Regions from separate parts of the Homo sapiens genome. Here region 1 is linked to region 2. The links are chromatin loops, found by intact Hi-C in ENCODE. Cell type or tissue: PC-3. All regions are shown on one strand.

Evidence for each region. Hi-C counts contacts between places; a loop is a spot of excess contacts. Peaks named below come from ENCODE experiments on the same cell type or tissue, not always from the same donor. Only the 100,000 strongest peaks of a DNase experiment are listed, where the experiment ranks them.
Region 1: it touches region 2 in a loop (5-fold over the local background); 2 of 110 quality-filtered maps call a loop at or near these places.

Annotation. Positions count from the first base shown.
Region 1 is chr5:18,768,550-18,776,549 of GRCh38, forward strand. No RefSeq gene overlaps it. Among named protein-coding and RNA genes, the nearest start is that of LINC02100, 26 kb to the left of the region's middle. In PC-3, a CTCF peak has its summit at 4,097; a DNase peak (open chromatin) is centred at 4,132; H3K4me3 peaks cover 278 bases.
Region 2 is chr5:19,311,018-19,319,017 of GRCh38, forward strand. No RefSeq gene overlaps it. Among named protein-coding and RNA genes, the nearest start is that of LINC02100, 570 kb to the left of the region's middle. In PC-3, a CTCF peak has its summit at 4,023; a DNase peak (open chromatin) is centred at 4,124; H3K27ac peaks cover 1,872 bases.

The sequences.
Region 1 (8,000 bases), 540 kb before region 2:
TGCGATTTAATCAAGGAATGCACAATATTTTCTGAGTTAGATTTCAGAATTTCCAGTGACCCCTTTCTGGTTTCCATTTCCCCATTTTTGAACAAACATTTCTGTAACAGGTATGCATTTCCTTCTACGTCGTATGTAGGATAGAGGCAGTAAATTTGACTTTATAATTTCACAGATCTAAAGATGGAGGGAATGTACTCAAGAAATTTCAACAAAGCATCCTCAGCAAGCTTGACCCCTGTGCTTCATGCCTTTCCCATTGACAAAATACATCCACCTCCCAAGGCGTTCAAGAGTCCCATCCTATTATAGCATCATCTCAAAGCTGCATGGATTTTTCAGTGTCTTTGAATTATATAAACGGGATTAGACTTTAATTTTAATTTCTCATAACAATATTGAATCTAAGGTTGTAACTCTTCAAAAAGGTGTGTGAAGTTTATATGGCCATTAGGATGGCTTGGTTTTAGCTTGTTTATCCCAACCTCTTCAGCACTCAATAATATAGTGGCTCTCCACCCCTAATTTGAAAAATGTATATTGAAAGAACTTGTTAATCATACTTCGATTTTTAAAATGATATATTCTGTATACTTTTGTTATTACATATAAAAATAGAAACATTATATATTATATATAATAGCAAAATATGTGTGTGTGTGTGTTATACATATATATGATACTGACTTAGTCCACTTGTTTTGCTATAAAGGAACACCTGAGACTGGGTAATTTATAAAGAAAAGAGATTTATTTGACTTGCAGTTCTGCAGGCTGTATGAAAAGCATGGCATCAGCATCTGCTTCTGGTGAGGTACTCAGGCTGCTTCTGCTGATGGCAGAAGGTGAAGGGGAGTAGGTGTGTGCAGCGATCACATGGTGAGAGGAAGATAGCAAGAGAAAGAGAAGGAATGTGCCAGGCTCGTTTTAACAATCAGCTCTCATGGGAACTAATAGAGCAAGAACTCACTCATTATCTTGAGATCAGCACCAAGCCTTCATAAGGGACCTGCTCCCATGATCCAAACATTAGGTCCCATCTCCAACACTGGGGATCAAAACCCAACATGAGGTGTTGAGGGGTTAAATATCTAAACCATACCAAATACTTACTCAGGTTTTAATCATTATTTTAAAACAAAGATTATGCTTTATCTTCTCTATTACATCATTCAAATATATAAATGGAATTTTTATAATAATGTGAGTAGGAATTTGGAATGAAAATAGCTTAAATGCCATAAAACATTTTCTTTTAAATATGCCATGAGACTACAGTGAAGAGCCTCACAATGTTTATTTTTATTCACAGAAAGTCAAATTTTAAGATTTTCTCAGTTTATTTATTTAAAATTTTCACATTCATAATAGTAATTTGTTTTAAATGTTTATTGCCATGAGATAATGATTAAAGCTATAAACTAATATACAAATGAAAAAATAATGGCTATGTGCTCATAAGACTAGCATATTTATCAAAGTAGAGATGGAGAGCAAACATATAAATGAATGAAAAATATATGTTATTATATTAGAGTTACTTTGGTTTTTATTTGAAAACAAACTCATTGTTACTTAAAATCAAAATGCAAATCAAAATGTACTTTTGAAATGGACTTTTTTTTTGAATATTAGATCTACTTGGAGAATATTAACTTTGCCCACTTTAATGGAACAATATTAGGTTTTAAAAATAATTGTCCTGTAGAAACTGAAAATAAGAAATTTATTTGGCTATTAATTTGCCTAAGGATAAATTCTTGGTTTTGCTTTTATCATTAAAAAAAGTTAATCTATTCCGCATTTCCATTTAGAGTTTCAAACACAATTCCAAAATGAAGTTTAAGTTTTTCTGCCTCATGCTCATTAAAAGCAATGAAACCTCTGGCTGTTTTATGAAAAAATTATTTAAGAGTTAGGAAGCTGCAAGCCAGTTAAAATGCTTTGCTTAAATATTTTGAAGATTCTCAGTTAAAATAGTTCTAATGTTACATGAAGCTCTCTTTAGAACTTATTGCTTGTGTAGAATGAAGAAGTAGGGAAATATCAACCCAAAGGAAATAACTGTAATGGAAAAAAGGGAACCTTTCCCCCAAAGGCTTAGAGACTCTTATACCATTTCCCAAGCCTTCTTAAAACAGATTTCCTCCAAAATGAAAGGAAAATCTCTCTTATAATGCTACACAGAAGACAGAAAACAATTTATAAAATCCAAACCCAAAAGTGAACTTAAAACACTAAATTCTCTACATAAATACACAATGCCATCCATGGTCTTAATTTGATTCACCTATTGTTGCTTATATTGTATTTGTTCTATATTTATAGCCTATTGCTCAGTCACATCAAACCACATTGTGTTGTGACTATATTCCTTAGTGTTTTTTTCTACTATGTCTTTGAAAATAAAGAGCTACTTATTTCCACTTTCTCCTAAAATTCTAAAATTTTAACAGAGTTGCATGGATACAAAGAAAGTCAATGAATGGGCATAAAATGCCTGATTAATTTCTTAAAACTCTATATAAATTGTTACATATCTTCATATAAGTGTTCTCAAGAAAGTTTTCTTAAGCTTCTTTAAATTGTTAAAAAGGTCCTGAAACACAAAATCATTATCACTAACTTACGTTTGCTTATTAAGTTTCAAATCTGTAGAATGTATATTAAGCACATTTTGGTTTAATAAAAATATTTATTTCTTACCACATTATTCTCAGGTCTAGCATATCACGTGATACATGGAAGTGGTTGGTATGTATTTATTGAATGTTAAAATAAACAAACAAACAAGCCCCACAGTTTTGGACACTGAAGCCTAAATAGATTAACTCAATTGCTCAAGCTCACTGAAGCCAACGTGTGCAAGTTAAGACATGCATTTCTGGTCTGTCTGATATAATCACCAAATGGAAACATTTAATGTTCCAAAGTACTAAAAAACGCTTGAGACTTCAAGATGTCTATTGTGTTGCTTTCACAAAGAAATATTATCTGGCCTCTACCTTTTCCTCGACCCGAGTTAGGTTATCCCTTTACCTTCACAAATCTCCATCATAGCATAATCTATTGCAACTTGCAGTACAGTTTGCTAATCCCCACGGTATAACTACTTCTACCAAGGCTGATTTTCAGCTATTAATGTGATGTCATGGGACACAGAGTTCAGAAGAAAAGAACATGGGGGGTTCAATCCAGCTGATAGTAGCTGGGTCTAGTACATAAGTTCAGTCTTCTTGATTTCCACCAATGGACTTGTATGACTTGATTCTCCAATAGGTTAGTACTTTATTTAGTTCAAAATAGATATTTATCAATTGGGTGAGAATATAAAGTAGGTAAATTTTGAGGCATATTTCTCATATTTAAAACAAGAAATAATAGCAGGCATATCAGGACATTTAGGTTTAAATATCAATTTTGTGTGTGTGTGTGGTAGGCTTAATTCAAAAGATGTCACAAGATTCTTGACTAGGGTTTATTCATTGAAACACTACTGCAAGCACTACTGTAAAGGGGCATTGAAGATGAAAAGATAAATTAACATTTAAAATTAGATAACATTAAAATAGGCAGACTATGCTGGCTTATTCAGGTGAGCTCAGAGAAATCACAGGGGCTGGTAAAAGCAGAAAAGGAAAACAGAAGAGTCAACCAGAAATATAAAAAGCATATGGAGAATTAAGGAGCAATCGAGATAGTCTTAAATGTGAGCTATCCAGAGGATACAAACAGTCTTTAGAAGAATAATCCTCTTGCAGTGGTCAGCAAGGAAATATAGACCCCAGTGCTAAAACTGCATGAAAATGAATTTGGCCAACACCCTGAATGAGACTGGAAGTAGATTCTCCCTAGAGTCCCCAGATAAGAACTTCAAATGACTGACACCAAACTCTGACACACAAAATTGTAGGACATTAAATAAGTGTTGTTTTAAGTTGCTAAATTTGTGGTAAATTTGTTACAGCATTACAGAATAGCAATATAGTGGGTGTGGAGAGACAAAACTTCCTGTAATGCCTTTGAAAGTTGTATAGAGAAGTGACAAAGTGAAAAATACATACCTGGACTTCACTAGGGCTGGCAATCCAAGCCTTTCAGCAGCAGGAGGAGCAGCTGCACGTAAAACCAACTTTCTTTTTCTTTCATGAGGTAGCAATCATGAGTCATTTATGGGTAAGGCTGAAGATGAATGTTCCGAGTCCTATAAAAACAAATTCTTTGCGTTTACCAAGTTAATATGTTGCACCGCTCCCCACTCACTTTTTCCTTTGAAAAATTATTAAACTAATTTCAGTCTTCATTTGTAAATTAAAGTTACTTATCTACCTTGATTGTTTAAAGAATGACTGTTAAAATTTGTGTTCAGTCCACTGGTCATAGACTGAAACTAAATAAGGTAAAACATAATGACATGCATAATGAGTGAAACACAAGATAATCGTCTTAATGTGAGATGGGGAAGGTTGTTTATTTTCTAATCTGATATTTTAAAATATTATCTTAATTAGATTTTAAATTGCTAATGTGTATCTTATGTTTTGATGTGGATAGATATAAATAAGAACAGCAATACAAAAACATACACATATTTTGGGTTTTTAAAAGACAAAAAAAGGATCTTATATCCCTTAAAATATATCACCTACCATATACATGGTAATTATGATGGGTAAAACTTTTATGTTTCAATTAGGATTGCTAAAATTAAAATATAACTAGGAAAGATTTTATAATAAAGTATGGACCAATCTTTTTTTTCAAAAAGTAACTCTATAAAGGGGATTAGAGTCAAACGAGCATAAAACCAGAATATCAGATATTCCCATTAAGTAATATTCTCAGAATATTTATTCATAAATATACATTGACTGAGAGATTAACAAGCTGTTATAGGATTTCTGCACTGAAATTCTAGGATGCTGGCTACTGAAGTGATTAAAAAACAAGTACTAGCTTTATTTCCTATTCTCAATAATATTATGATTTAATTAGAGAAGGCTGACTAATGCACATGAGATAATTAGCAAGTAATGAAAAACAGTATGAATTCGTATGATAAATGTGGGACCAACGTTATTCAAGAGCACTGTTTTATCTAAAACTAATAATATAAACACCCTTTGAAGAAAAGACAACGACAAAAAAATAAAACAGCAAATGACCAAAGGAGAGGAGATATATGTAACTATTATAATTTCAGGCATAAATAAGTTCTTATCATAGCTTCTTCACTTTGCTTTTAAGTATCTGAGCCCCTTCTGTTAGAACTAGTATTACAGTAATTACTATTTTTATTCTCTGTAGTCTTTTTCTGAATGTTCATATGGATTTTTGGGCTTCTGTTTACATAACATTCTGTCTGAGAAAAAAATAGGTTTCATTACTAAAAAGAAATTTTATGCAATGATTAGGTTTTCAAAAATACTGTTCAATGTTGTCCTTGTATTTTGAACAAATTAATCAGTTTCTACTCAAAGAGAGAAGCCTCTATTATTCACATACAATCAGATCAAGTATAATTGTTATGTGACTGTGAAAAGAAACCCACACATCTTTTAGATTGCAGGATATGTAAAACAGGCTCTGATGCTTATTATAACGAATAAAAGACATAGGCAATAATTTGTTTTTAATTTTTGTTTCATAACATGATGAATGGCTGATAGAAAACATAACATTTCTTTTGGTTTATCAGGGACAAAACAACTATAACAATATATAATATTCTTAATTTTAAAAAATCTAGTAACAGCCATCCTTACTTTATGGTTTTTCTTCTTACCCATCTTTTTTCTTTTGATTTACTCAAGAACTAAATCTATGAAGCGCAAGAGGCACTCATATCCCTATTTTGGTCTGATTACATTTTCATTATCCCTTGATTCCTTGTTTGTCACAAAATCTGTGAATTATAATTTGGCTTCTCATTTAGTTTTCTCTCTAGGGAGAAAATATGCTGACCAGACGAAGTCTGTATTTAGTCTTGTTGGCAGTTGTATTTAATATCAACGCTCCCCCAATTAACTTTCTGGCACAGAAGTTGCTCTATCTTAAATTGGGTTTATAAAAGATACTATTATTAAGTTTATTCAATCTTGAGAGTTAAAATAATCATATTTTTGGTTTTATAAATGTAAGAAACAAACATTCAAATATAATAAACTTAAGGGTTTTATTCCAGTCCTGCCAAATAAACAGATGACCCTCTTCTGATGGCACTCCGTTTTCTTGAATTTACATTTTAAACAAAATATAAACTTTAAAAAAAATTTTCCAAACCTGCACCTTCCTAGTCTCTGTTTCAGGAATATTATCGTTTTGCTTAAATACTTAATGAGTTACAATGGTTAACTTGATTTCTCTTTTCTATTTAAAACTATATTCAATGTATTAGTTATGTCAATTACGACATCAAAATTTAGCATTAATTTGTCCCTTTCTGTTTGTCTATTCTGCCATCATGCTAATTCATGCCAAAAGCATCTTTCCAATAGAGACTATATCAACATGCTAAGAGGAGTTAAACTTCCATTTTGGTACATACTCATTTTCATTTTCTATACAATTCTGAAAATGTTTCCTTAAAAATTATAGGCATGAGCAGTGGCTCATGCCTATAATTATTACACTTGGGAGGCGGAAGCAGAGGCATCGCTTAAGGCCAGGAATTTGATACAAGACTGGACAAGACCCGGTCTCTACAAAATTTAAAAAAAAAATTAGCTGGGCATGGTGGCTCACTCCTGTAGTCCTGTCTATTAGAGAGGCTGAGGAGGGAGGATCACTTGAATCCAGGAGTTTGAGGCTGCAGTGAGCTAGGATTTTGTCACTGAACTCCAACCTGTGCTACAAAGTAAAACACTGTCTCTAAAAGATAAAATAAAAATGTAAAACTTAAAATGATACACTTCTGATTACCCAATGGTATCTCATTGGAAATTGAATAAAACCCATTCTGCTCAGCATACCTGTTTCATTCTGTTTTGGCTACTGTAACAAAACATTATAGACTGAGTGGCATGGAAGCAACAGAAATGTATTTCTCACAGTTTTTGAGACTGGAAAGTCCAAGATTAAGGCACCAGCAGATTCTCTGTCGGGTGAGGGCCTACTTTCTAGTGCACAGATAATGCCGTCTTCTGAGTCTTTACATAGGGAAAGGAGTGAGGGATTATTCTAGGGTGTCTTTTATAAGCCCACTAATCCCCGTTCATAAGGATTCTCTTCTCATGACCTAATCATCTTCCAAAATTCTCATCTCCTGATACCATAACCTTGGGTATTAGAATTGTAACGCATGAATTTTAAGGGGACATAAAGATTCAAATCATAGCAATACTCTAAAAAATACTTCTTTAACTTTGCAAATATATCTCCTTGCTTAATTTGCATTAGTTTTACTAGACATTTTATCCTTCAAATTGCCAAATATTTTTATACCACAAGGTTTTATTAATATTCCACCTATCCAGCAGAAATTTCCCGTATAATTTTTTAGTTCAGAGGAATAAAATATAATCTATGTTCTGATTGCTTACTATCTAGTAGACATCTGAAACACTACAGATTTCAATGATATAATGGCAAAGTTAATACTAGAGGTGTGAGAAGTTGGCTTAGCTAGAGGTGTGAGAGTCTTGCTTATATCTTTGTCCCAAAATTTTCTGATTTCCTTAAGTAGAAGATCTCTGTTCCTAATTTTATTACTACCTACCACATTCCCACCTAGGCCTTTAACCCATTGCATGTGGCTACTCAGACGTGTATTTGAGAAAGAGCTGTGAGAGGTGTGAGAAGTTGGTTATCGAAATGCAGTGTAACATATCTAATACAGGCTGGGGAAAGATCTTCAGTAATTACAAATATATAAGTGTAAATAGTACATCAACTATTTCAAATCCTCAAAGCACATCAGCTTTGAGGATTAACAGTTTGTTAAACTTTCTGCTAAGGATTATATTCCTTTCTCCAACACACTTTTTTTTCTGGACAGGGTC
Region 2 (8,000 bases):
TGCCACTTTTAAACCACCATACCTCATGAGAACTCCCTCACTATCAGAAGAACATCATGGGGGAACGGCCCAATGATCCAATCACCTCCCATCAGGTCCCTCCCTCAACACATGGGATTTACAATTTAAGATGAGAGTTGAACACAGAACCAAACCATATCAATTTTATTGTCAAATTGATTGGAAATTCCTCTTACCTCATCTTATTAAATGATTCAACAGCAATTGATAAATTCAACCATTCTTTCTTTCTCTTGCAATAATCTTCTTGGGTTCCCTGAAATGAAGATCTTTAGTGGTTTTACATATATGTTTTGTTCACCTTACTTTGCCAGACCTTTTTACAGATTTCCCTATTTCATTGGCATACATCAGATCTTTGTTTTCTTATCTTTTTCTACCATCTCCTTAGGTAAAATAAACAGTTTGTTGGTTTGTTGCTTTAGCCAACATATTGTGCTGATGCGTTCTTCTGTTACCTCTTTAGCCTTAACTTTTCCTCTGAGTACCAGTCTCGTATATCTAAATTTATACTTGACATCTTCATGTAGATGTCTTTCATGCATTGTAAGCATATACTAAGTAGAAATGGTCATTTCTCTCCCCAAATCTTTTTCTCCTTGAAAATACTACATATCAGAAAATAGTGCTGGAATTCATCCAGATATTCATGCAAGAAAAATTGGAGCAATTTTTCAGTTACTTTTTCTACCTCAGCCATTATATTCAAGCATCAGTCTTTCTTATATTTTATTATTTTATTTATAATCTATCCACTTTTTTCTGATCTCCACTGTCTTCACCTTAGTTGATCTCTTCTATGGCTTATTGCAATAGCCTCCAAACTCATCTCTAGATGTCTCTCTTGATCCTTCCAATCCATTCTCCACAAAGTAGCTAGAATATTTCAACTAAAATATTTTTATACTGCACTTGGAATAAAGCATTGGCTCTTTACATTAGGCTAGTAAGGTCAATGCTTTCTCTTGTCCCATTTGTCATTTGTACTTCATCTCAATAGCACTCTCTCCATTTCTATTAGAGTCTAGGAAAATGGTCTTGGGTTACACTTACATGCCAAACTTTTTCTCCATTATTGCAGATTTTCCTCTGCCTTCCACAGTCTTCACTTCTATTTTGTTTAGCATGATCATGCTCATTGGTTTTCTGGGTAAGACCCAACATTTTAAAGAGTGTCTCCTTTTTCCTCAGAATTGACTACATTTGGGCAAATTCTATGACAAATCTATAATTTCAAAGCAAACTCTTCTTATTCTTCAGTTCTTAAAATAAATGTCACTTTATCAAAAAACTCGCCTGATAATTCTTTGCAAAGCATTCTCCATCTTAGAGTATTATCCCTTACCCAGTTTTCTTCAAGCAGATATTTAAATTACCGTATATTTCATTAAGCTGGTATCTCATTGGTGGCCCAGAGTTATTGCATATGGTGCTGGGAAAACAGCAACTTTGCTACATAATGATATATTGCTTTTGTATCACCCATAATTTTTTAGACTTTAGAAAAGGATACTTTGAATCTTATTCAACAATTATTATCTTATCCATGTAAAAATGTAACTATATGTAAAATAAATGGTGAAGTTTAACCTTAACTTTAACCTAAACCTTGAATTCGAAGTTCAACTTTCCTAAGTTGTATTTTGATGCAGATATTGCTGTTCATGTTTTTCATGCAACAATGTCCTTCCCACTGTTAAGGGATTGGCAAATGCAGGAAAGAAAGAAATAATTTATTCAAATATTGCTTTGCCTATGTTTCCCAATTTTTAAGTCAGCTGTTGGCACATATTTTGCAAATTTTGAAGTCAGCATGTTCTGAATCTTAGCAGGAGTCATCGAGATTCTGCACTCTTACTTCTTCTTCAAATAGTTCTGAAATATCCTGTGTGCTGAAATACCAATGGATGTAGCTTTCCAGATACTACACTAGGAGTAACAAGCAGACACTTTTTCATGAGTGTGTTCTTTAATTGTTGACACCTCTGTCTATACCAAGCAGGGCTGCCTTATCACATCCACTTCTTATAAATTTCAGCTGGTTCAATCATTTCCCTTATCCTTTGCCCAGTAGGCAGCTCTTTCTTTCATTTGTAAGTTGAAGGGAAATTCCCTTTCCTTTATTGTATTTTATTTTTATTTTATTGAAAGGCACTGTTATATCTGTGAATTACTTTTCCTAATATTTGGGGCATTTTTCAAATAAAATAATACCTAATTCCACTGCTTTGATGATATATAAACAGCCTAAACCAATATATATATAGGTAGATAATAACTTTTACTAAAAGACTGCATTCTGGACCACAGCAACAGGAATATTCTATTAATCAGGCAATGAATACTAAGTTCAGAGATGTTAAAACGTACATTAAAATTATGTGTATTTTAGTATGAGTGAAATAAAGGATATCTTTTTTATTACATTTTTTTACTGGCTAACTATCCCTCTGGATTGAAAGTTGAATAAGGCTGTGTCTATTGCATTCACTTTGATCAAACAGACTAAGGTAACATCTGATTAATATTAGCTGTTGAACAAATTCCACATATATTTGTCGAATAAATGTATAAATAAAACCTCATAATGGAAAACTCTCCAAAGTATGAGTTTATTTATAAAAGGTGAAATTAGCAAATGCACTAATTAAAATAAAATTATATCAATCTTAGGACTCCTGGTTTTTGTAAAGAAAATTTCAGTTTTTTAGTAAAAAGATTTTAATATGAAAATGAAATAGTCAAGTACAATATGTACTTTCATTATTTTATTAAACTTCACCATGCGTGTTTGTCTTAGTCCAGGTTGCTATGACAAATTGCTATAGACCAGATAACTTAAACAACAAACATTTTTAATTTTTACAATTTTGGATGCTGGAAGTCTGAGATCAGGGTTCCAGCATGGTTGGGATTTTGATGAGGAACTTCTTTCTAGTTTTGAAGGACCATCTTCTTCCTGTGTCCTCACAAGTTAAAAAGCGAGGAAGCTAACTGGCCTCTTCTAAGGTCACAAATCTTATTCCCGAGGGTTTTACTTTCGTGACCTAATTACCTTCCAAAATCCCTACTCCCAAATACCATCACATTGAGATTAAATTTTCTACATATGCATTTTGGGAGAACACAAACATTCAGTTCATTGCATTCCACTTCTGGCTTCCCAGAATTCATGTGCTTTCTACATGCAAATGCATTCATTTCATCTCAATAGGCCCAAAATTAACTCACTCCAACATCAACTGTAAAGTTAAAAGTCCAAAGTCTTGTCTGAATTCAATATGATTAGGATTTGAGGTACAAATGTTCCTCAGACAAAATTCTTATCTAGCTGTGAAACTGTAAACTCTCATGTATTTTTTAGGGCTCTTCAGAGAGATAAAGCTAATAAGATAGATAGATGGACAGGTAAATTGATAGAAAAAGAAAAGAAAAGAGAGAGAGAAAAGAAAGAAAGAAGAGAAAGAAAGAAGGAAGGAAGGAAAGAAAGGAAGGAAGGAAGGAAGGAAGGAAGGAAGGAAGGAAGGAAGGAAGGAAGGAAGGAAGGAAAGAAAGAAACACCGAAAGAAACAGAAAGAAAGAAAGAAAGAGAAAGGAAGGAAGGAAGAAAGGAAGGCAGGCAGGGAGGGAGGGAGGGAGGGAGGGAGGGAGGGAGGGAGGAAGGGAGGAAGGGAAGGAAAGAAAAGAAAAGAAAAAGAAAGAGGGAGAGAGAGGAAGGAAGGAATGAAGGAAGGAAGAAAAAATATGAGAAGAAATTTATTAGAGGAATTGGCCCATGTGATTCTGAAAAGGTCTTATAACAGCTTGCCGTCTGCAAGTTGCAGACCCTAAAATGCCAGTAGCATGACTCAGTCAAGGCCAAAAGCCTCAGAACCAGGGCAGTGATGGTGTAACTCTCAGGCCAAGGCTGAAGGCCTGAGAACCCCAGGAGGTTACTGGTATAAGTCCTGGGGTTGAAAAGCAAAAGAGCCTGCAATTCTAATGTTCAAAGATAGGAGAAGACTGGTGTCCCAGTTCCAAGACAGAGAAAAATAAATTGCCTTTCATTTGACTTTTTGTTCTGTCTGGGCCCACAGCCAGTTGGATGATGCCTGCCCATATTAAGGACAGATCTTCCCCACCCATTCCACTGACTCATTCACCTGTCTCCTCTGCAAACACTGCCACACACAGACACACCCAGATATCATGCTTTACTAGCTCTCTAGCTATTTCTTAATTCGGTCAAGTTGATACCTAAAACTAACCATCACATTAAACAAGTTATGCGCTTCTAAAAAAAAATGGTGTGACAGAAATAAGATAGACATTGCCATTCCAAAATGGAGAAATAAAGAAGAAGGAGCCAGGACATGGTGGCTCACGCCTGTAATCCCAGCACTTTGGGAGGCTGAGGCGGGTGGATCACGAGGTCAGGAGTTCAAGACCAGCCTGGCCAAGATGGTGAAACCTCATCTCTACTAAAAATACAAAAATTAACCTTGCGTAGTGGCAGGCGACTGTAATCCCAGCTATTCGGGAGGCTGAGGCAGATAATTGCTTGAACTTGGGAGGCGGAGGTTGCAGTGAGCCGAGATTGTGCCATTGCACTCCAGCCTGGGCAACAGAGCGAGATTCTGCCAAGAAAAAAAAAAAGAACTTATTTTCCATATTTCTAGCAACATTCTGTACGTAAGTATTCATGTATGCTTTAAGATGAATAAAGCTTTCCTTAAAGCTCCCATCTTTTCCTTTTGAGTCTTTACCAGATCCACTTAATTCCCTTCAGTGACAATCTTAGGTTTTTCTAGCATGCACTTCAAAATTCTTCCAGCTTCTACCCATGACTCAGTTCCAAAGCTCTTCCACAATTTCAGATATTTTTTCCAGAACCACCCAACTTATTGGTACCAACTTCTGTCTTAGTGAGCATGGCTGTTATAAACAAATTACCATAGACTGTGTTGCTTACAAAAACCAAAAACTTACTTCTTACCATTCTGAAGGTTAGAAGTCCAAGATATGGGTATGAGTGTGGTTAAGTTCTGGTGAGGACCCTCTTCCATGTTGCAGACAGTCTACTTATCCTGTACCTTCACATGGAGGAAAAAGAGCTAGCTAGCTCTTCAGCCATTTCTTATAAGAGCGTTAATGCAATTCACGAGGGTCACCCTGTGACCTCATTACCACCCAAAGACCAGGACTTCAAACACCATCAGATTGGGATCAGAATTTCAACTTATGTATGAGATGGAGAGATCAATTTCAGTCTGTTGTGCTCTTTCCATCAAAATTTGGAAATTTAAATGCTGATGTTTAACATTATAAAATATTTTTAATTTATCATACTGCCACAGGGATACCTCTAAATTCTGTTCTTGAAGCTAACTGTCTTTGCAACCCAAAAGAATATTACATAAAGGAATCAAGAACACTATGAATACATTGTTTTCCCAGAAAAGTTTTGTGAATGTTGTGTGATTGCAATATTTCTATTTTTATTTAAAACTTCAATAGTTTGTAGTCTTTTTTTTTTTTTTTGTAAATTGTCAGTTACAAGTTTACAAACTATGAGGACTGGTTGATCCTCATATAAAGATGTGTCTTGTCATGTGCCTAGTGATACATCTTCTCTCACCTCTAGTAAAAGAAACGGCAGGGTTTTACCCTGACAATGTCACAGAGCTGTTTCAAATTCCCTTACTTATTTCTCAGTGTTTATAGCTTGTGCAGCTGTCAGCAGCAATGGCTTTTTCTTTGTTAGGCAGGGAAATGTCTGAACTTATAATTAGACCTCAGTTATGAAAATGTAACTAGTTAATCATAGCTTTAATTAGGGCTTTTGGACTCCAGAGGGATTTGAATATATCCAAGAATGGTGGAACACAGCAGCCAAAGCTTGCCTAAATTATTTTAGAGTTTATTTTCTAATTCACATACAGATGTTCATCTTCACTATATGGCCCATAATTATCATCTGAACTATTATTTAGTTATATTATCTAAAATGTTTATATCAACCGTAATACCATTATTTAAATTTGAAACTTCTTCTCTGATGAAATTATTTTAATTATACCAGTGAGATATGTGTAAGCAAGACAATAGTAACAATTTTTTAGCCACATCATAACACTGTGATATTAACATACGTGATCAACTTAATACAAACAAAACTACAAAAACAAATTTTAAATTAGAATAATAAAGTTAATATGATGGCTTATGTTACCCAATTAAAGATAAATCACTGATACGGATCAGATTCTTTTGTGTTAAGTCTAATGTGTGATTTTTCAATTTTCTCTCTTCTTTTCTCTATTGCAACTTTTGTGATATTTTTCTTAGTTCAACATAATCTTGTACCACTTGTACTTCACTAATGGCAAATACTTCATGAATTCAGTCTTTTTCCTACTAGCCTCGACAGGCCTCAATGTATGTTTCTCCCCTCCCTGTGTCCATGTGTTCTCATTGTTCAGCTCCCACTCATAAGTGAGAATATGTGGTATTTGGTTTTCTGTTTCTGTGTTTGTTTGCTGAGGATAATGGCTTCCAGTTCCATCCATGTCCCTGCTGCAAAGGACATGATCTCATTCTTTTTTATGGCTGCATAGGATTCCATGGTATATATATACCACATTTCCTTTATTCAGTCTATCATTCAATGTCTTTGCTGCTGTGAATAGTGCTACAATGAACATGCAAGTGCATGTAGGTTTATAATAGAATAAACTGCCTAATTCAGCTAATTCAGCAGTATTTTCTATCCTTCATTTCTTGATTAGATTTCACAGATTATGAGCTCAACAACAATACTTAAAATACTGCCAACTCCCTTATACCTTTAACTTTTTTTTTTTTTATTGGACTGGCAATATCCTCACTCTGGCTAAACTCAACTTTCTCTTTTCTCCATGTGAGAGTTGTTGGAGAAAGTTTCATCAGAACAAGCAAAGTTCATCATAAAATTCAAATGACCCCCAACACCTGAGGAATTCTGTTAATTTTCCCAAATCAACTCATACTTTGAAATTACCTTTTAAAAATGCTCTGTTGTCATGTAATCATTCCTCCTAAATTCACAAGCTCAACACATTATTATCTCTCCTAAGTTATAGATATTGTAGAAACAACCAGAAAAAGCCAACCCCCTCCATCTTCATTCCACAAATATACAAACACAAAAGCCTATCTGCAGCTGTAGCTACAACAGCCTCTGTTTCTTTGTTGTTGATTCTTTAAAGGAAGAGTTGGCAAACTGTATTATATGGGCCAAATATGGCTGTCTGCTTGTTTTGGCAAATAGAATTATACTGGAACACAATAATGTCCATTCTCTTACCTGTTGTTAATGTCTGCTTTCCCACTTAAATGGCAAAGTTGAGTAGTTTTAACAGAGACTGTGTGTTCCTAGAAGCCAAAAATATTTACACTAGTCCTTTACAGAAAATGTTTACCAAATCTACACTACAGCAACTAAAAATTTAATGCTAAATTTCAAAATACTTGCTTCGGACTTTATTATTTTCAATCTTCTCAAGAAATTTTTGAATTTATAATACATTTTTTTTATTTTATTTTATATTCAAACTTGTTCCTCAGGCTAGATTCTTTTTTGTTGCCTTTTAACTATTCTTAAATATCTTTAATATTAAAACATCAACAACCATCACCAATCAACTAAGCAACCAACCAGCCTTTGACCATATATCTTCCTGTTGCTATCATAATGATCTCGTCTCCTTTCAAGCCAAAATTGTTTAAATTTTCTTTATTCCTGACATCTATTTTACCACTTCTTATTAATCCTCTGCACAATATTAATCTGGCTCTAATTTCCATCTCCCCAAGAAAATAGTAGATGTTAAGCTCACCTGCATCCCCCATCACCTACACTCCATCATCTATACAATTGTTCCCAAAGTTTGCTATGCAACAGAATTGTTTGGAGAGTTTAATAAAACACTGATTCTTCAAAAATACTTTCAGAATTTCTG